Linked DNA regions of Homo sapiens: region 1 is linked to region 2. Evidence: chromatin loops called from intact Hi-C (ENCODE). Cell type or tissue: HCT116. All regions are shown on one strand. Each heading gives the region's core, and the rest is flanking DNA. Links, peaks and the distances in the headings are about the cores only.

What was found. Hi-C counts contacts between places; a loop is a spot of excess contacts. Peaks named below come from ENCODE experiments on the same cell type or tissue, not always from the same donor. Only the 100,000 strongest peaks of a DNase experiment are listed, where the experiment ranks them.
Region 1: a loop joins it to region 2, with 2.9 times the contacts of the local background. A loop is called at or near these places in 35 of 110 quality-filtered maps.

The regions. Positions count from the first base shown.
Region 1 is chr3:56,975,174-56,985,946 of GRCh38, reverse strand. It overlaps a transcript of ARHGEF3 not described here. Among named protein-coding and RNA genes, the nearest start is that of ARHGEF3-AS1, 41 kb to the right of the region's middle. In HCT116, for the core only: no CTCF peak of the experiment used is centred there; a DNase peak (open chromatin) is centred at 4,956.
Region 2 is chr3:56,851,298-56,862,070 of GRCh38, reverse strand. It overlaps a transcript of ARHGEF3 not described here. Among named protein-coding and RNA genes, the nearest start is that of ARHGEF3, 55 kb to the right of the region's middle. RefSeq lists an enhancer at 8,863-10,062. In HCT116, for the core only: a CTCF peak has its summit at 6,009 (motif pointing left); no DNase peak of the experiment used is centred there.

The sequences.
Region 1 (10,773 bases), core at 1,937-9,936, 120 kb before region 2:
GCAGCAGCCTGTTGTAGAGGGACCTCCCTGAGTGTCCCTGGTGACCTTCCAGCCAGGCGGCATCACATTGCCCCTTGCTGCTAATTCCCCTTGCCCACCCCCAGCCCCACCTGTGGGTATGTTGTCCATTTACATCCTCATTTGTTAGAGTCTGTGCCTTCCTCTCACCTGCTTGTTCATTCTGGCCAGGGCCCAGTGCCCAGGAGGCATGGTGAATGTGCGTGAGGGGATCGAGGGGGCGAGGCCGCAGGCTGCTCTCAGCTATGCTGTTCCCAGGGACCCGTGCACTGCTGCCCCTCTCAGAACCTCAGTTTCCCTATCTGTCTTTACAAAATAGCTGGCCCTGAGCCCTGCTGCCCACCTGTCTGTGGAATACATGTGGAGAACAGCCAATGTGGCAGAGCCCCAGTTCAGGGGTGGAGGCGGCGAATGAATATGTCACATTGTCGCCCTGTAGCGAGTGCAATGCTATTCTGGCTGCCCCAGTGCCAGGACAGTCTGAGCAGCAGTGATTTTTAAAGAGAATGTGTATTCCAATTTAAAATCCTGTGTTTTAAAGGCTGGGCGCGGTGGCTCACGCCTGCAATCCCAGCACTTTGGGAGGCCGAGGCGGGCAGATCGCCTGAGGCCAGGAGTTCAAGACCAGCCTGGCCAACATGGTGAAACCCTCTCTCTGCTAAAAATACAAAAATTAGCTGGTCATGGTGGCGGGCACCTATAGTCCCAGCTACTTGGGAGGCTGAAGCAGGAGAATCACTTGAACCCAAGAGGCAGAGGTTGCAGTGAGCTAGGATTGCACCATTGCATTCCCCGCCTGGGCGACAGAGTGAGACTCTGTCTCAAAAAAATCAAATCAAATCATGTGTTTCTGTTAGAAGATGTCCTTGTGTTTCTTTGCTTTTCTTCAGAAGCATTCATAGGCCAGGGGTGAAAAAACTACCATCTTTTACTCCAGAAGAAATATGACTTCCCATAATACTTTAGATTTCCAGTATCTGGAAGGGTAACTGATGTTGCTTTTGCTGATAGCAGGTAGCAAAGGTATTGGTCATTACGGGGCCACCAAGGATCCTGGAAGGATCCTTTTCTACTGTCCAAGGCCGGGCTCCCCTCCCCTGTTTTCTTTTCCTCCCCTCTCTAGTCCACTCTAAGAGCCAAACTAATCCAAATATTTTTCTTTCCTCTGTAGGCCCTTGGTGTTTCATAATCTAGAAAACTCTAGGGAGTAATGTTCACTTGATGTAGTTTCATGTTGGCAGTTAAAAATGAACTTTATAAAACAGACTTGTAGTCCATTTGGGAAATGCACAAAGTGATTTTTTAAAAAGTTATGCCACGATCAATATTATAGTGTTTTCCTTATCTTTTTTTTTAAACCTGTGAGTTTATTTATGTAACTTTATATTCTAGTTTTTCGTCCAGTATTTTAATATAATCATTGCCTCATGACAAGGGCAAATCAGACATCACAGTTTGCGGGGCTTGTCCACCTCCCTCCCTTCCTTGTAACATACTCGCCCACCCACCTACCCATCATGTGCTTGTCCACTTACCAACCATCCATCCATCATGGATTGAGGGGCTCTTCTCTGAGGAACAGGGCTGGGTTCTAAGAAACAATTATCAATGCGACAGGCAGGGTCCCTGCCCTTGGGGAGTTACTGCTATATAGTGGAACCAGTGTGTAAGTAAACACAGGGGAAAATGGCAGATTGTGGGGGTCTCTGGGTGGTGGGCAGGGGGCTGCAGCCCACGGTGTGGTTTTGACTTCCATGCATGGATGGCAGCTCAGTGGTTGTGTAAGCTCTTGTGGCTGCTGTGTGTCTGTGAGGCTATCCACAATGGGAGGCTGGATTTAAACACTAGATCTGGAATTTCCCTACAAAAAGGTGCCCCCATGAGTGCTCAGGACTGTGGGGTCCTTCTATGTGGGGTGAACTGAGGGACTGTACAGTGTGGCAGGGTCAATTATTGAGCTGGGATAGCCAGTCTTTTTTTTTTTTTTTTTTCTCGAGACGGAGTCTCGCTCTGTCACTAGGCTGGAGTGCGGTGGCACAATCTCAGCTCACTGCAACCTCCGCCCCCAAGGTTCAAGCAATTCTCCTGCCTCAGCCTTCCGAGTAGCTGGGACTACAGGCGTGCACCACCACGCCTGGCTAAATTTTGTATTTTTAGTAGAGACAGGGTTTCACCATATTGGCCAGGATGGCCTCGATCTCCTGACCTCATGATCCGCCCGCCTCTGGCTCCCAAAGTGCTGGCATTACAGGCGTCAGCCACTGCTTCCGGCTGATAGTCAGTTTTAAAAGGAGACATGAACCTGACCCAGCATGCTGACCCTGCAGAAGGGGGCTGTGTTGTAAATGCATTGTTCTCTGGTGTTAGAAATTGCATAGTTATTTGTAGCATCACAGGTACTATTGGAGGCGAGGGGATTTTTTAGAGGGATTTCTTAGAAAGCTTTATGTCTGCAGCAGAGTCTGAAAGGATATACACCAGGCCAGGGATCACCAACTCTGAGTGTGACAGAGACCAGGCAGGACCTTACATGAGTGGCCAGGGAAGGGCAGGGGTCACAGTGGGGAGGGATGGAGACCCCAAGAGCCCATGGTCCATCTGAAGGGGGCAGCTACCACTCAACCCTAGCAGACCATGGTCACTTGTGGAAATAGGGGCCCTTAGTGATGAGATTTTTTAAAATATTGAACTGAAGCTAGAGACTGTACCTGATTTCTAAATGAAATCTAGATTTTTAAATGTTGGATGCTACCTCAAAAATAAATACATATATACATACATACACCCTAGGGGTCATATAAAATATACCAGCAGTCTTCCCATTTCTGACTTGTACCTCAAATTTAACTTAGAAGTTAAATTATTATTTTTTTTATTGCTTACTTGTTTACATTTTAATTTTGTTTGTTTGCCTTTGTAATGAGCATATGATATTTATTTGTAAGCAGGAAAGAAGAAGGAAGACATCTTTATAACCCAAAGGGCTCCCTACCCTTTAATTTTTGTTGATGGTCCCTGGGCAGGTGGGTGACGGTCAGGTTGCCTGGACTGCGGGGCTGGCTGCTGGAGTGTTTGCTCGGTGGGAAGAGGACCCATATCCAGAAAGAGGAGGAAGGACAGCCAGGGGTTCTGCAGGCCAGGTCCCAGGGCTGCTGACCAAGGCAGCAGACAGGTGGGGACCTGGGAGCACACTAGGCACTCACTCATTCCATCATCCATTTCCTCATTCATTCATTCATTCACCGGATGTATACTGGGTACTTATGGTTCAGAGACCTGATCTGGGCCTTAGGGTTATAGCAGCGAACAAAGTAGACAACAATCTCCACCCTTATGGGATTCAAGAAACAGTAAGTAAGACATAGGGTAGGTCTGATGGTGCTAAACACCATTGAAAACAGGCAAGAGGGGTGGATAGGAAGGCTGGAGAGGGCCACAGTTTCCAACAGGATGGTCTGAGAGAGTCCCACTGAGAAGAGCCCTGAAGGAGGGGTTTCGCTCCATTACACATGAATTAAGTGCTTACTGTGTGCTAGGCACTCTGGATGGTCCCCTGGGAACATTCCCATTTTGATGCTTTCTTTAATGAACTTTTGCAAAGAAACAAAGCATAGTTCTTTTGGTTGCATGTGACAGAAATAGAATGTACGCTTGCTTACTTTTTTTTTTTTTTTAAAGAGAGCTCACTTTTTATCACTGGCAAGTCTAGTGATAGGCTACCTTCAGGCATAGCTCGATCCAGGTGGTTAATCTGTGTCATTAGGAGCCTTCTCTCTCTTGGTCTCTTGCTCTGCTTTCCCCAGGTTAGCTTCTTTCTCAGGTAAGCTTTCTGCACAAGATGCCCTGCACAGCTCCAAGTTTGCATCTCATCAGCTCAGTGCCTGTCCCAGAAGGACTGTATATCTGTTCTTTAATGCCAGCCAAAGTCTTGGGGCCACTCCCACTGAACAGGCCAGGTTACATGCCCATCTCTGGAGCCTGGGGTTGGCCCTTCCTGAATCACAGTGTCCCAAAGGGGAGAGGGCATCCCCCAACAGAAAATCTGGGTGCTGTTAGCAGAAGAATGGGGACTAAATGCTGGGCAGTGAGGAACAGCAGATGTCCACTCTGACAACACTTGGATTAAGGAAGCAGGAAGGGCTGAAAAAACAGCCTGAAAACAGGGAGACCTTCAAGGGTCCCAGCCTGTGACCAACAGACCATGTGAGCTTGGCCAGGTCTTAGTGCTCCAGTCCCTAAATGAGGGTGGTCAGCTGGTTCTCTGAGGATCCTTCCAGCTTGTGATCTGTTTGAGTTTTAGATACATTATCTGAAAACAGATATGACTGAATTAAATTACCAGGTTTGAAATAATACAGGGTTATGGATCCTGGGTAGAAGTTTTTTTTTGTTTTGTTTTTATTCAACAACTAGCTCTGTTGGTGAATTGCTGAGGAAGCCGTGAAGGACATGAGACCCACCTCTGCTCAAGCTATGCTGCTCCTTGCTGGTGGCACCTACCTACACCTCTGCCTTTATAGTGTGCAGCAAAGCTTTGCCAACTTTTCAGTCTGGTAATGGAAAGTGAGCTTCACTGTCATGGATGTCATGCTTTAAAGGCTAGAATGATGCATTAAGAAAGATTTACCCTGGCCTCATCTTCCAGTGCAAACTTATGAGTAGGCCATAGTTGAAACATGACTACCAACAGCTGTAGGGAAAACCAGCTGTGTGGACATCGGCATGTGTTTCCAAGACACCAAGCAGATATCTCAGTCCAGAATTTTGTTTTAATGGTTATATCTTATCTTGACAGACACATACCAATGTATTTCCCCAGGAAGATGGGGAGGGAAGACAGGGATTGCTCCTTGGCGACTCTGCTGATGTGACTTTCTGTTAGTCAGACGTCTGCAGGGGCCAGCATTTGTGTTGAATGGTGGAAGGCTTGGGAGTGAGTCATCTCAAAGCCAGAAAACCATGCATCACCCTCTCCAGGAAGTACTGGCAGTCATACAATTGCACAAGTAGGCAGCCACAGGCCATGTGGATATTGAGGTGGGTAGTGCAGTCAGGCAAGAGCCTCGGAGGCCGATGAACTTGACTTGAAGCCTGGTAGCATTGCTGCTTCTTGGCTGTGTGACCCAAGTCAAGTTACTTGAGCTCTCTGCACCTGAGTTTCCCATCTGTAAATCTGAACGATAATGGCACCCACTCGTAGGAGAACATACTTCAGGTTCTTGTCAGCCAGAATAATGACTACTGTTGGTAGTGGTGCCATTCCTAATGGGCTAATAGGAGACAGAGTGACATAATATTCATAGCAGCTAACATGCACTTTACATATTAGGACCATTGTACTCATTATGGGTACTGTTCTTAGCTCTTCTAAGAGCTAAGGTAGATAACGTGATTATTCCCACTAACCTACGTAGGTACTATATATGGTCCCGACCCACAATGAGTCGCCTTACAGTTTTTAGCCTTTCTGATGGTGTGAGAGTGACACGTATCCAGGAGAAACTGTACTTTGAGTCCCCATACAGCCATTCTTCTTTTTTTCACTTTCAGTACAGTTTTCAGTAAATTACATGAAATATTCACCACTGTATTACAAAACAGGCTTTGTGTTTAATAATTTTGCCCAGTTGTAGGCTAATGTGAGTGTTCTGGGCATGTTTAAGTGGGCTAGGCTTTAAAAGCATGCATTAAGGTGCCAAATCCAGATAATTCTATATTTTCACAATGTGGCATAAGCAAGTCTTCTTGCTACTGCCTTACTTATTGGATTTGTAGGGTAAGCTGAGCTGTGATGTTTGGTAGGTTAAGGGTATTAAGTGCATTTTCGACTTACCATTGTAAGTTGAGGTGCGCGTGAGTTATCATCATCATTCTCAATTCACAAATGAGGAATCTGAGGCACAAAGAGTTAGGTAACCTGCCTGGAGTCACAGGGCAAGTGAGTGGTCGATGTGTGATCAGAACCCACGCAGCTGGTTCCAGAGCCCTTGCTTCTAACCACCACCGTCAGTAGTCTCACTGCAGAAATAAGAGCTGCACAGGATGCTTCCTATAGGTCAGGAAATGTTCTAAGCACCTTCTAAGGATTGAGTCCTTTAACTCTCATAACAACCAAACCCTTGTAAGTTGGTACAATTATTTTCCCCATTTTCTAGATGAGGAAACTGAGTCACCCACAAAGGGCTAAGAAAAGGAATTCACATCCTCGTTGGCTGGCTGATTTAAGACAGGGAAGCTGACCTCTCTGAGCCCCAGCGTTGCCATGGGCTGAGAGGCGATCTAGGATAAGCACCACCTGCAGTCGTGATGTGGACCAGACCTTCTTTGGAGGGGGCCTACTTTATTCCTAGTGAGGGCCTTGCTCACAGACCCCGGCTTTATTCCTGGGCCTGTGCCTTGTCTCTGGCTGCCTGTGGCAGCTGGACAGGGCTGAGAGCCCTTGGGAAGGTGTGGCATCTTGGGGGAAGAGGATTTTGAAGAGATGCCTCTGCCCCTGGCTTGGGCCTCCTGTGGCAGCAGGAACGAGCTTGGCCCTACCACGGATGCAATGGCAAATAACACTGTGAACCTGTCCCAACCACTGCAGGGCAAACAGTTGAATATATCTGGGTCTCAGTTTACTCAGTTGCAAAATGGGATGAGTGTGGAATGAAAGCATGCAATTAAAGGTGCCAAATCCAGATAATTCCATATTTTCACAATGTGGAATAAGTAAGTCTTTTTGCTGCTACCTTATTGGATATGTAGAAATTTTCAAGGAGCTTTCTTTCTTTTAGAGGTAAGGTCTCACTGTGTTGCCCAGGCTGGAGTACAATGGTGCAATCATAGTTCACTGCAGCCTGGGCTCTGGGCTCAAGCCATCCTCCCACCTCAGTCTTCCAAGTAGTTGGGACTACAGGTGCATGCCACTATGGCCGGCTAATTTTTTTATTTTTTGTAGAGGTGAGGGCTCACTTTCTTGTCCAGTCTGGTCTTGAACTCCTGGCCAGAGGTGATCCTCCAGCCTTAGTCTACCAAAGTGCTGGGATTATAGGTGTGAGCCACTGTACCCAGCCTCAAGGGGCTTTCTTAATAACTGGTTCCTATTGTTGGCTGTGTGAGCTCTGTCTAGCTTCTCCCTCTCTGGCAATGTTAGGAGCTGTACCCTTATTGCTAGGCCCATGTTTGTGGTTATTTTGTCCAATTAATTATCGTTAGGATGAACTTTTGGGTCATTTTAATGCTCTTGGAAAATGATGTCAAATTACCCTGTGGAAATTTCACGTCAATATATACATTTATAGTTGTGAAGCACAGTGCCTGTTTTCTCCACATTCTTTCTTGCATTTGATATGCCCATATAGAAGTTGCTAATTTGAAATATAAACATGCTAACTTATTTAAATTTCCATTTGGCTAGTTAGTAGGGAGGGTGAGTACTTTTTGTTTGTTTATTGATTGATTGGGTTTTTTATTTTGTGAGCTATGTTATGGCAAAGCATTTCAGTTTTCTTTTTCAAATAAACTAAAATTTTCTTATTACAAAAATGTACATGTCATAAAATTTTAGACAGTGTAGGAACGTGTGACATGGCACATGCAAGTTCCCCGGATCAATCCTAACCTTGAGAAATCACCACTGCTGACAGTATGGGAATGATAATTCCAGAATCTTCTAGAAATTTTTGAGTGCTATCCATTTGACTTTAAAGACTTCTGAAGGTTCATTCATGGTTTTCATGTGTTAAAAGGTGTTTTGTCCAGTGACATCTTTGTCAAATAAAGGTAGTAGGCTTATTTTGATAAATTTATCTTTTCAGAGAAGCCATGTAGCCTAGTACGGGGCGGGGGTGACCGCACCTGGGGTCCCCACTGAATGCTGGCATGTCTCCCTGTGCTCAGCAGGGTGTATATGGATCTGTTGGCCTTGTCTGGTCTGTTGACAGGATTGCTTTTTGTCTCTACTGTCAGGCTGTTGAGCTGGAAGGGCAGTGACGGGAGGCTGAGGGGCTTCTGCTCTTTTGACAGTCCCAGCACCATTGCCTTAGTGATAGTCACAGCCAGTTTCTACTCTCTATGTACTTTGTGTGCTTGAGTTTACTTAAACCTCACAACAGCTCTGTGAGGTGTAAAACCTAATATTATTCCTATTTTTCATAGTCTAAGACATGGATTCCTAGAGGCCGAACCCATTTGCTTAGGGCCACAAGATAGCCAGCTGGAACTCAATTCCAGCCCTGCCAGGCACCAAGTCCCCTGGAGATGTTAGCTGTTCACTTTGCAAATCTCCATTTCTCTGCACCATCTCTCCATGAGCCCCATCTCCCTGTCAGCCTGTGTATTTATTGGCCTGGTCCAGATGTGTCCAGGGACCTGGGGAACCTCCCATCGGTTCCCATTATTATAAAGACTTTGAGCAAGTTGGGGGCAGGTAAAAGGACATGTCTCTCCAAGGGCTGCATCCCAGAATCAGGGCTCCCGAGTGAGTGGGAAGAGCATCTTTGCCTGGGTCATAAAGTGTGGTTGCCATGGCGGCAGCATGGCAATGCTGATGCAAGTGCTGGCCCTGTTCCCAGGAGCCCATCTGGTGAGCTGAGAGTTAGTGAGGGGCCCAAGAGAATGGGGCTTGCTCTGCCCTGTGCTTTAGATGGACCATGTTTGATAGAAATATTTGGTAAGTAGCACGTAGCTGATAATTACAGTCATTTTTCTCGCCCCAGTTTGTGGCTCTTGTGGATTAGGCAGCCAGAAAAATCTTGATGCAACTTGGTGGAGCTCTGGGGCAGGATCCTGGAATTGGACTGTCTGGCCTTACCCTTTAGTAGCTGTGAGGCATTTCTAAATCTAAGCTCTCAGTGCCACAGCTTCCTCATCTGTTACAGCCCTTATTCCACAGGGCCCCTGTGAGGATTAAATGAGTTAATCCTCATAAAAAGCACAGTACGAATAGTAGTAGTAGTATGAAAATAGTACTAATATTACCCTCTTTTACTCAGAATTACCTCATACCCGCCACTCCCTTTTTTTAGCCGTCATTGAGGTCTGCCAGGATTCAGCATGGTGGCTTGCTGTTTGGTGCAGTGCTGAAATCAGTGGCCTTGACATTACCTTCCTTTCTACCACATGAGCTCTAACAAGCCTGACGCAGTTCCACTCCCACATTTCACTGACAGTTTGGGAATAAACATGTTTTTATGTGTGGCCCCAGTCACTGCCAAAAACAGCATTTATGGAGCATCTAATTACCTTGGAGACTGTGGTGGGTCCTGTATTGGAGTCAATAAACTGCTTTAAGCAATGCTGGCTAATTTAAGAATTTTTGGCATTTTAAACTGTTAGGATCAACAGAACATTTATTATAAATGCCCATATCTGAGGACCCACTTTTAAGATTGCAATGTTCATTTTGGAGGGGTTGGGCCACCTACATATGGATTTATTAGTTTCTGATCAATATAGTATTGAATAAAATATAAAGACTTTCTTCTGCTCCTCCCAGGGCAAGAAGCCCTTACGGAGTACCTGTTTGATAGAAACTAGTAAAGTATGGTATCTAGAGATATAATTTTTGAGTAAAGAGTTTTCTAGGATTTGAAAAACATGAATTGACCGGATGCAGTGGCTCACACCTGTAATCCCAGCACTCTGGGAGGCCGAGGCCGGCAGATCACTTGAGGTCAGGAGTCCAAGACCAGCTTGGCCAACATGACGAAACCCCGTCTCTACTAAAAAATACAAAAATTAGCCAGGTGTGGTGGTGGTCGCCTGTAATCCCAGGTACTCGGGAGGCTGAGACAGAAGAATTGCTTGAACGCAGGAGGTGGAGGTTGCAGTGAGCCAAGATTGCGCCACTGCACTCCAGCCTGGGCAACAGAGCAAGACTCTGTCTCAACAACAACAACAAAAAACACCTTCTAAGCGTTGATTATTTGATCGAAATCTCTTTAAAATGTTAAGAAAACTGAGCCATTAAATGTTTTAAATTGAAATTACCCTTCTATTAAAAGTATAATATGCACACAGAAAAGTTTACCATTAATCTCCATGGATATTTTTATTTGCAGATGTAGAAAAACCAGTGAATAAGACTAATCTCTGATCTTTATTGTTTTTATTATTTTTTTTTAAGTCCTGTTATACTTCATGTAAAGAGAACCAACTCAGTATTGGCTCTGCGCCTGGTACATAGTAAGTGTTTGAGTTTCCATCTCCTTTCCTCTGTTGTGGCTGCTTCTGCAATGGTTTTAACATCTGTTTCTCTGTTCATCAACTCTAGAGCCAGATTGCCTGGGTTTGAATCCCACTCTGATGCCTACTAGCTGTGTGATTTTGGGCAAGTCACTTAACCTGTCTGAGCCTCAGTTTTTTCACCTGTAAAGTGGGAGTAACAAATATATCTACTCATAAAAGTTTTTTGAGGACAAAATGAGTTAGTATTTATTTAGCATTCAGAACAGTGTCTGGCTATGACACAGTGAGCCCTCTGTAAGCACTGGTTCTTTATTTTTTATTTATTATTATTATTATTTTTTGAGACAGAGTCTTGCTCTGTTGCCCAGGCTGGAGTGCTGTGGTGCAATCTTGGCTCACTGCAACCTCCACCTCCTGGGTTCAAGCGATTCCCCTGCCTCAGCCTCCCGAGTAGCTGGGACTACAGGTGAGCACCACCACGCTCGGCTAATTTTTGAATTTTTAGTAGAGACGGAATTTCACCATGTTGGCCAAGCTAGTCTCATACTCCTGACCTCAAATGATCCGCCTGCCTCGGCCTCCCAG
Region 2 (10,773 bases), core at 1,317-9,316:
TTAAGCTGTGGATTAGCATCTATGTTTTTGCCTTTGTAGCAGATTGGCCAGAGATAACCCCATTATTTTAGTGCATCCTGTTGCTGTGTATAGGTTTTAGGGATCATTTGGGAACTATTATAGGTTATAGACCAGTGGAAGCAGAGCTGCTGCTTATTAGATTGAAGACATTTGGTAGAGAGAGAGTTAAAAAAAAAAAAAAAAACCAACAGGTTAGAAGGCTTCATTCACTTTTAGAAGAGAGAAAGGAGGAAGAGTCTGAGGTACATTCTATAGCTTTGTGGGAAGAGGGGATGCTTCCGGCAGGATCTTTGGGATTTGGCAGTGGCAGACTCTACTCTTTGCTCCCTGCAAGGCCCTGAACAGCCTCCTGAGGGCCCAGCAGATCCAGGCCTTTCCGACCCCAGCCCTCAGTCCCCAGGCCCTTGTACATTTTATACTCAGGTTCCATTTAAGAAGTGGGAGATCCATAGCCCCTTCTGTAAATGTATCAAGAGAGAAAATCCCGGGCTCAGGGAACTTTGAAGCCTCTGCTTTAGCCACTGCCCCCAAGCCTCCATTGGGCTCAAATTTCCTTGCTTTTCCTGCTAGGAAGACTGTTTCTTTTGCATGCTTTCACCTGGGCAATCTAGGTTTTAAATTTTGAGCATTTGAGGAGCTTGTGTTGGTTTTCTACCAAACCTAGATGATAGATTAGGTTCCAGTTCCTTCCAGCCCCAAGCTTTCTAGACAATCTAAGGCCATCCTTTGACTTCTTCAAAGTTAGATGGCCCCTAAGACTCCTCCATGTCCCACCCCAGTCTGAAGTTGATGGCCAAAGTCCCAGGCAGAAGGCACCAAAAGGGAAGATACCACCCTGGCACTGACCACCACTCACTGGTGACAGGCGCTTCATACTGCAGCAGCCCCTCTGCCTACATAACAAGCCTGAGAGGTGCTTATCATCACACTTGTCTTACAGGAAGCTAAAGCCGACATGGTTTCTTTTCTCCAAGACTTTGCAGATTTGCACAGGGGCCTCTCCTAGCCATGAATCTCCTCTCCTTTCCCTGCAGCAGGGGGCTGGAGGTGCTTTATTTCTGCCGCATTGCCTTTTCATTGTGGGCCTAGAGACCACTCATAAAGGCAGATCTTCTTTGTTCTTTAGTAGCCATGATTCAAGAGAAGCCCTGGTATCGCTCTTCCTTACAGCTGACCATTGCCAGCTTCTGAGCACGAAATGAACTTGGCACGTATTAATCACGTCATCCCCCACCAACCATTAGGCAGATCTTTTTAGAAACATAAATCAGATTACACTCCTTAGTCAAACTCTCCAGTAACTTCCAGGGGCTTCCATGGGGTCTCTAAACTTGGATTGGAAAAAAAATTACATCTGTATTTTCACTAACCTCCAACTGAAATTTACATTTCCTTTCTATAAATGAGGACAAAAAACCACAGCAATATCAGCAGTTACTTGTGACTTTGTCACCAAAAGAACCCACTGTGATTTTCTCTTCACATTATACTGGTTACATATATCTCAGAATATTTTGTATGCCCATTTGATTGTAAAATGACAGTAGTGGTTAGATCTGCCACCATATCTGTTATTTAAACAGGCTAGACACAGTGGCTCACACTTTGGGAGGCTGAGGTGGAAGGACTGCTTGAGGCCAGGAGCTAGAGACCAGCCTGGGCAACATAGTAAGACCCCATCTCTACAAAAAAATTATAAAATCAGCTGGCCATGGTTGCACACACCTGTAGTCTCAGCACACTACTCAGGAAGCTAAGGCAGGAGGATCACGTGAGCCCAGGAATTTGAGGCTGCAGTGAGCCATGATCGTACCACTACACTCCATCCTGGGTGACAGAGTGAGACTCTGTCTCTAAAAAATAAAAATAAAAAATAAATATGAACAAAGAAGTTATTTAATAAATTAGATTTTTATGTTGCAAATTATATTTTATTTTTAATTAAATTGTTTGTTTATATTAATTTTTATCTATCTATCGATCTATCTATCTATCTATCTATCTATCTCTCTTGAGACCAGGTTATGAGACTGGCTAATTTTTGTATTTTTAATAGAGACAGGGTTTCGCCATGTTACCCAGGCTGGTCTGGAACTCCTGAGCTCAGGCAATCCACCCACCTCAGCCTCCCAAAATGCTGGGATTACAGGTGTGTGAACCATCATGCCCAGCTCAATGTAATGAGTTTTCTTAATCAGAAGTGTACCAACGGGGCTGGGTGTAGTGGCTCATGCCTGTAACCCCAGCACTTTGGGAGACCGAGGTGGGCAGATCCCTTGAGGTCAGGAGTTCGAGACCAGCCTGGCCAACATGGCAAAACCTGTCTCTAACTTAAAAAAAAAAAAAAAAATTAGCCTGGTGTGGTGGTTTGTGCCTGTAGTCCCAGCTACTCGGGAGGCTGAGATGGGAGAATCGCTTTAGCCTGGGAGGTGAAAGTTGCAGGGAGCCGAGATCTCTGCTCCACTGCACTCCAGCCTGGGTGACAGAGTGAGACCCTGTCTCAAAAAAAAAAAAGGTGTACCAAGGGGGTGGCAAGAGGGATGTGGGCTCAGTCTGCCCTGGATTTAGGCAACAAGGTGGTGTGCTTTTATTATTTAAAAACAATAATACAGGCTGAGCACGGTGGCTCCTGCCTGTGATCCCAGCACTTTGGGAGGCCGAGGTAGGCGGATCACGAGGTCAGGAGATCGAGACCATCCTGGCTAACACGGTGAAACCCTGTCTCTACTAAAAAAATACAAAAAATTAGCCGAGCCTGGTGGTGGGCGCCTGTAGTCCCAGCTACTCGGGAGGCTGAGGCAGGAGATTGGCGTGAACCCGGGAGGCAGAGCTTGCAGTGAGCCGAGATCACACCGCTACACTCCATCCGTCTCAAAAACAAAACAAAACAATAATACAGTCAACTTAAAGTCTATTCTTCTATGATCACTATAAGCTGGTAACTCTAAACAATGTCCATGATAAAAATACTCTTCCCTGGCGGGATAAATCACTCCCATAATCTCCCTGCCCCCACAGTCCCATCCTTGGTCTTTCATAATCCTACATTTTTTTGTTTTTGTCTTCGCCATTTAAAAACATTTTGCAAGCAGAGGTCCATAGGGTTCAGCAGGCTGCCTAGGAAGTATATAACACAGAAACAAGTAAGAATCCCTGACTTAAAATAAAATGTAGATCCACTTTCCTTGGCCTATAGGGCCCAAATGTCTAGGCTCCTGCCCACCTGCCAACCTCATTTCCCTCCACCCTCTCCATCTCTTGGCACCTTCTAATAAACCAGAATTTATTGATGCTACTGAAACATTCAAGGTTTATTCTTTCCTTTCTTATTCCCCCAGATATGACTCCCACCTTGTTCTGATCTCAGCTTTCAATGTCACCTCCTTGCAAAGGCCATTCCTGGTAACTCAATTTAAAGCAGGCCTTGCCCTCCCCGCAAGTGCTTTCTGTGCTGTTGTTACTATCTAAACCATCTGTTGTTCTTGTTGACTGTCTTCCTCCCCTCACCAGAAGGTAAACCCACAAGCACAGACAGGGACTGCCATTGTCAATTGTTATAATCTCTAGCATCTTGGCAGGCACTGGTAGGGGCTCAGTATCCTCAGAGCTGAGTTTGCTTCTCTTGAACTTTCTGTGGTAGCAGCCAGTTAATATATATTTAATTACTAGGCTTAAACCCATTAAAATTCCTACAAAACCTGGAAAAATGTACTCAGCTATAAAAATGCATGTGGATACAGTGAATGGATAGTGCAACCATTACAGTGAAGGAAAGAAGAAGCCTTTTTTTTTTTTTTTTTTTTTTTGAGACAGGGTCTTGCTCTGTTTCCCAGGCTGGAGTGCAGTGGTGCAAACATGGCTCACTGCAGCCTCCACCTCCCAGGCTCAAGCGATCCTCCTGCCTCAGCCTCCTGAGTAGCCGGGACTACAGACATGCACCACCATGCCTGGCTAATTTTTGTATTTTTTTATAGAGATGGGGTTCCACCATGTTGCCTAGGCTAGTCTTAAACTCCTGGGCTCAAGCAGTCTGCCACCTCAGCCTCCCAAAGTGCTACGATTACAGGCATGAGCTGCTAAACCAAGAAACTTTCAAAATGTAATTTGTAGGTCAGAAAAATGGTGCCAGAACTGGATGCAGTGGCTTGCATCTATAGTCCCAGCTATGCAAAGGCTAAAGCATAACTGGGCATAGCTTGAACCCAGGAGTTTGAGGCTGTAGTGTGCTACGATTGTGCCTGTGAATAGCCACTGCACTCCAGCCTGGGCAACATAGTAAGAGGCTGTTTCCTAAAAAAGAACCAAAGAGCAAAGAAACTTTTTAGAGAAAAGGAAAAGGAAATGGCACCAGATTCCCCCATCTCCCCGCTTCTTTGGTGTTATAGCCGTTTGGAGAAAGCAACAGGAATCCTGACTCACAGAGCCTTAGATAGAGATGCTTTGTATGTCACAGAATAAAAAGTACAGAGTTAGGTCAATCCCTGATTGACTGACTCAATTACTAAACTATCACCAAACACACAAGTCCTTTCCATCTCCTTAAACTCTTTGTGCTCTTCAGGCTGGTGTCCCTCATGGTTGCAAGATGGCTGCCAGTAGCCACTGGGTTGATATGTTTCCCTTTTCCAGCAAATAAGTTCTTCCCTTTAGTGTGATTGGGTACATTAGGTCACATGCTTGTCCCTGGGTCAATAATAGTCCCAGGAGGAATGCCATGAAGATTGACTCAGACTCTGCCTTGGGGATGAACGGGGTGAATAGTTGCGGAAAATAGGAGTTCCTTAAAGAGGGAGAAAGGGAAATCAACGTTAGGAAGGCAACCCACCGTGGCCACTGTAGATGTGGCTTGTTTTAAAATCAAATTTATTTTTGTTTTAATTTTGAGGAATAACCACTTAGAATAGCTTCTGATGGGAATGATCCTAATCTTTTTATTTTTTCAAATATGTAGGGCTTTTTTTCTTCTAGAAAAAAATTTTAAAAAATTATTGCCTTTATCTTGGCTTTGTTATCAGTCATGTGATCTGGCAGCTGAAGAAATATGGCCCATGGCTGCAGACTTGGATGCTTATATAACAGGCTTTGGTCTCCATAGTTAGTTTTAAATGGAGAGTGTGTGCCAGGGATTTGGAAAAGCTCTAATGTAAATTTTCAAAGAAATAACATTGCTTAGACCTTACTTAGATTATGAAGAGTAAGTTGGTTCATCTTGGGAGGCAGAGCAAAGCCTCTAAGCAAGCTCTGGAAAGCCTCTAGATTTTTTTTTTTTTAATTCCAGTTTTATTACAGCAGAAGTGTCAGCCACTATCTTGATGGATGCTATGAAGTTAAAAAAAAAAAACAAAAAACCTCTCAAGATGGAAAAGAATTTGGCTCACTTTAGGAAAATTCTAAAACAAGAGGTATAAGCAAATGAAGGGCTGTAGAAGGGCTGTAGCAGAGGAGGGAGGGCCCCAGAGACAGAGGTCAGGGAGAGGGGTTGGGACATGGTGGGTGGTGGGGAAGGGGGAGGGGGACCCAAGGAGAATCAAGCCATATCTGTAAAGAGGATCTGTATTCATGAATTACCGGTGTAATAAAACATAAATGAAAGACAGTGTCAGTTTATAAGCAATAAATAGACAAGTAAAATTGCAGTATTAGACTTGATGACATAAGAATCCTTCCATCCCATGTCAGCCCTTGAAAGCTCTGGAGTAAAAGGCTAGAGAAAGAGCCTGGATTTCCAAAAATGTTGACTCACTGTCCTTATAGACAGATACTAGACATAGATCATTTTCTTATTTTCTTTCTCTTTATCCTGTTCCTCTTATTATCCCTCCGCTTCCTTTTTATCCCCGAGTTACGTGTATTTTATGTGGCTTGGTATCTTCTGATGGCGACACCCCCCAGGACTGACTGGTTATGGACTCAGATTGTCCAGACCCCTACCAGACATCTCGTCCACCACTGGCCAGGCCCCTGGCCCCACATCTTCCTCCTCTGCGGCAGGGCCCCCTGCTGGTCTGCAGGCTCTCTGCTCCTTTGAGAGTAAAACAATGAAATGTCACAACCAGGAAAAGAAAAGAAGCCCTTTGAGCCAAGTAGTGGAATTGAAAAATGACACTTGTCTTTTCTGGGATATTGTTTTAGAAGTTAAATTTCCTTTCATTTTAGGGTTAAGCGTAAGTATTTGGAATGCCTTTTCTGACGGTAACTGTGTCATCATCATCTGTACATCTATGTCACAAATTTGGGAGAGCTGTGGTTCAGCATGACAGTTTTTCCTTCCACTTTAGTGTCGTAGTTGTATGTAGCAGTCATTTACAGGGGGTAGGAGAGTGGAGAAGGAGGGAAGACAGGCAGCCCAGAGTACTTTTTTTTTTTTTTTTGAGACAGTCTCACTCTTGCCCAGGCTGGAGTGCAGTGGCGTAATCTCGGCTCATTGCAACCTCTGCCCCCCAGGTTCAAGCGATTCTCCTGCCTCAGCCTCCCGAATAGCTGGGATTACAGGCACATGCCACCACGCCCAGCTAATTTTTGTATTTTTAGTAGAGAGGGGTTTTACCATGTTGGCCAGGCTGGTCTTGAACTCCTGACCTCAAGTGATCTGCCTGCCTCAACCTTCCAAAGTGCTAGGATTACAGGCAGGAACCACCACGCCCAGCCCAGACTACTTGTTTTTGCATCAGTAAAGGCCATTTATTGCTGCCAAATGAGTGTTTTGAAAAGAGTTAGCAAACGTGTATTTGAATTCCTGCTCTTCCACTTTTTAGATATGTGGTCTTGAGAAAAGACCTCCAGATAAAAATGGGAACAACAATAAATAGTGCTTGACAACCTTCAGTCTTTCCTATCTCAATAAAAACCCTTTGGTGACTGCAGGCACCCCTCCCTCCTGCCCCTCACCTCTCTCCCTCCTCTCCACCCACCTCAGCCTGGATTCCTCCTTTTCCCCTCCTCTGACCTTGTTATTGTACTCCATACTATTGTGTTGAATAAGTGACTCAACTGCCTTGGCCACCAGGTCTTGCCATGGCCATATCTAGTGACTTTTTCCACTCTGACCTCTGCCATGTGCTACATAAGATTGACTTTCTCTCTGTGACTGCACACTCTCCTGTTTACTGCTCACATTTCTGACCACTCCATCTTGGATTCCTTTGCAGTTACCCCTTCTTGTGTCCATCCCTTAATTGGGGGTGTCCCTCAGGGTCCTGACAGAGGCCTTTGGGATAGCTGCTTTTGAAGTTCTCCCCTAAACTTCTTACCTTTCCTACCTGCCCCCCAACCCCCCCACCCCTCTAGGTATTTGCATCCCCCCAAATAGTACCTATCTGTTGCCAAAGCCAGAAGCTGGGGTGGCATCATGGCCTCTTTCCTTTACCTTGTTTCCCACCAAATCTCAACCTGCCTGCCTTCTAAATATCTCCAGAGTCCTCCAGTTTTCTTCAGCCCAGTGACTCTACCTTTCAGAGGCTGCTTAGTCTTTGGCCTGCATTCCTGCTGCTAACTTGGAGATCTGCCTGCCTCCTTTCTGTCTCTCAAATCCATTCCCCACACTGAACCCGAGGCATCTTCCTAAAACACAAGTTGGGTTCCCGCTTCACCACTTTACATCCTTTGCTGCTTCTCCCTGTTTCCTTCAGAGAAAGCCTGAGGATAAATACTCCTCCTTAACGTGGCTTTGAGACCCAGCCCCTGCATGCTTGTGTCTTTCTCCATTGCACTGCTCCTTCTCCATATGCCAGCTAAACAGATCTGGGCTTCCTTGACATAGTCCTTTCTACCCTCTGGTCTTTCTGCCTGGAATCTTTCTTTTCTTTCCTTTGTCCTCACCCTTTTTGTGCCTAATTGTTTTTTTGTTTTGTTTTTTTAGATGGAGTCTCGCTCTGTCACCCAGGCTGGAGTGCAGTGGCGCCATCTCGGCTCACTGTAAGCTCTGCCTCTCGGGTTCACACCATTCTCCTGCCTCAGCCTCCCCAGTAGCTGGGACTGCAGGCGCCTGCCACCACACCCGGCTAGATTTTTCTATTTTTAGTAGAGACGGGGTTTCACCGTGTTAGCCAGGACAGTCTCAATCTCCTGACCTCGTGATCCACCCTCCTCGGCCTCCCAAAATGCTGGGATTACAGGCGTGAGCCACTACGCCTGGCCAATTGTCTTTCTATGTAACTTCTACTGAGAGCCCTCCCCTGACCCTCAAACAGAGGTGACCCCTCCGAAGGCTTCCATAGGAGCCCATGTTCTTACTTGGCGTGTAAGTGCCTGCAAAGCCTGGCATAACTCTTGGCATGTAGTATGTGCGTCACAAATACTCAACAAAGGAAGGGAAGGAATGAGCATCCATGGCTTGTGGAAGAGGTGTTATAAATTTTAAAGCATTCATTAATTTTGGTTCTTAACATTGAGCAACATAGTCTACAATAAAAATTGAGCCGGGCATGGTGACTCACACTTGTAATCCCAGCACTTTGGGAGACTAAGGCAGTCAGATCATCAGGTCAGGAGTTCGAGACCAGCCTGGCCAATACAGTGAAACCCCGTCTCTACTAAAAATACAAAAATTAGCCAGGCGTGGTGGCACATGCCTGTAATCCCAGCTACTTGGGAGGCTGAGGCAGGAGAATTGCTTGAACCCAGGAGACAGAGGTTGCAGTGAGCCGAGATGGTGCCATTGCACTCCAGGCTGGGGGACAAGAGCTAAACTCCATCTCAAAATAATAATAAAAATAATAAATAAAAATTGAGCAATAACTGTTGAGCAGCAAAGTAGCTCAGTTATATTTTTGAGTGTGGAAGATGTGAGCTTCCTTCTACACAATCTCTCGACCTTTTGGCTGGTAGACTTTTGGCTTGTCACCACCCCAGATTTTTCTTTAACAATGCATGTCCTCTGTTCTGTTACCTCTGTACCCCATGCTCAGGTACTACAGGAGGGTGCTGAATTGAAAGAAATAAGAAACACAGTTCATCATATGTATAGATTTCCATTTTTGGATCAAATTCAAAGTTTAAAAATCTGCTGTTCTTGGGAGGTCTTGTTTTCTTGAACACAAATGCCCCTGAATTTCAACTAGAGATTCTTGACTAAAGCACTTTCTGGCTATTTTTAGCCCTTACTTTTACTGTTTCTAAAATGCAATGCATGGTCTATACATCCATCGAGCAGACAAGGTTCCTTTTTGGAAGGAATAATTCTAGTGAGTCAAGGAAATGGTTGAGAGGATAGAGGGGACATGTCAGATCAGGGTTTGATGAATCAGCCAGCCCAGCCCGAAACTGAAAAGATTATCAGCTGCATATTTCACATTTTCTTCTCCAAGTTGACCATTAAGAATGGCATATTATACAATTGGGTTTTTTTACAGCATGTGAATCAACTTGTGACAATTCGGTAGGTTTTTTTTTTCTTTAATCCCATGAAACAAAAGAGAACTAGCTATGATTTTGGTCTGTAGAGATAAGGAGAAAGGATCATAGCTCTGTAGCTTTCTGCTGACGCATTAGAGAATTTGAAAAAACAGCAGTTTTGGTCTTTGGATGTGTGTGTGCACGTGTACACGCATGTGTGTGTAAGTGTGTCAGGCTGTACCTTCTGGGGACTGGTACTGCAATAGGGTCAGTGTGGTAGGTCCAGCAGTCCCCTTTTATCTGGTCTCTGACATCTCTGGGCTCTGATTCAATTCAAAGAAACTACAAAAGAACACTTACTCAGATTCTGCCTCCTGTGAGATGAAATCATCTAAGAAATCAAGAAAACGAAGGAAAATGAAAATACGTTCGAACATGCAGGGCACCATGGGGCCCTGGAGACTTCATCACAGAGGGTGCTCAGGAGGAAGATTCTCACTTCTACACTAGGGAATTTTTTCCGGAATGACCCATAGCTCTGCTGTCTAGTAGGCTTTCCCTGCCCAAGGGAAGGTCCAGGTTTGGGAAATACTAAGGTGGAAGCACAGTGAGTCATGTATGAGGAAGACTCACAGGTCCTCAGGGGTGACCACCCCTTCCAGGGTAAGGGTCAGATAACAGAGGCTCCAAGGGCCAAATCCACAAGGCTGGATGCCACCTGTAACCACTGACATTTTCTTACCCAGACATGATATGACCCATTAGCATAACATTAATACTGAATCTTTGTTAAAAGTAAAGTTCGTAAGACCAGGCATGGTAACTCGTACCTGTAATTGCAGCCCTTTGGGAGGCTGAGGTGGGTGGATCACTTGAGCCTGGGAGTTCAAGACCAGCCTGGGCAACATTGTGAATGCCCTGAGTAACTTAATTTTTTCTTCTTTTTGCTTTGTCTGTATCTTCTAATTTTTCTTCAGAGATTATATATTACTTACAAGTTTAAAAACAAATTGTTTTTAAAGAAAAGAGGGCCAGGCATGGTGGCTCATGCCTGTAATATTAGCACTTTGGGAGGCTGAGGTGGGTGGATCACTTGAGCCCAGGAGATTAAGACCAACTTGGGCGACATGGTAAAACCCCCTCTCTACATAAAATACAAAAATTAGCTGGGCATGGTGGTGTGCACCTGTAGTCCCAGCTACTTGGGAGGCTGAGGTGGGTGAATTGCTTGAACTCTTTCAGCCTACGGAACTGTAAGAAATAAATTTCTTTTCTTTACAAACCACCCAGCCTGTGGTATTCTGTTACAGCAACACAAAATAGACTAAGACAATAGTATTGAAGGAAAGACTGGAGAGACAAAAGCCCATTAGGAGGTGATAGAGATAGTCCAGGTGAGGATGATTCGGGTATTGAAGG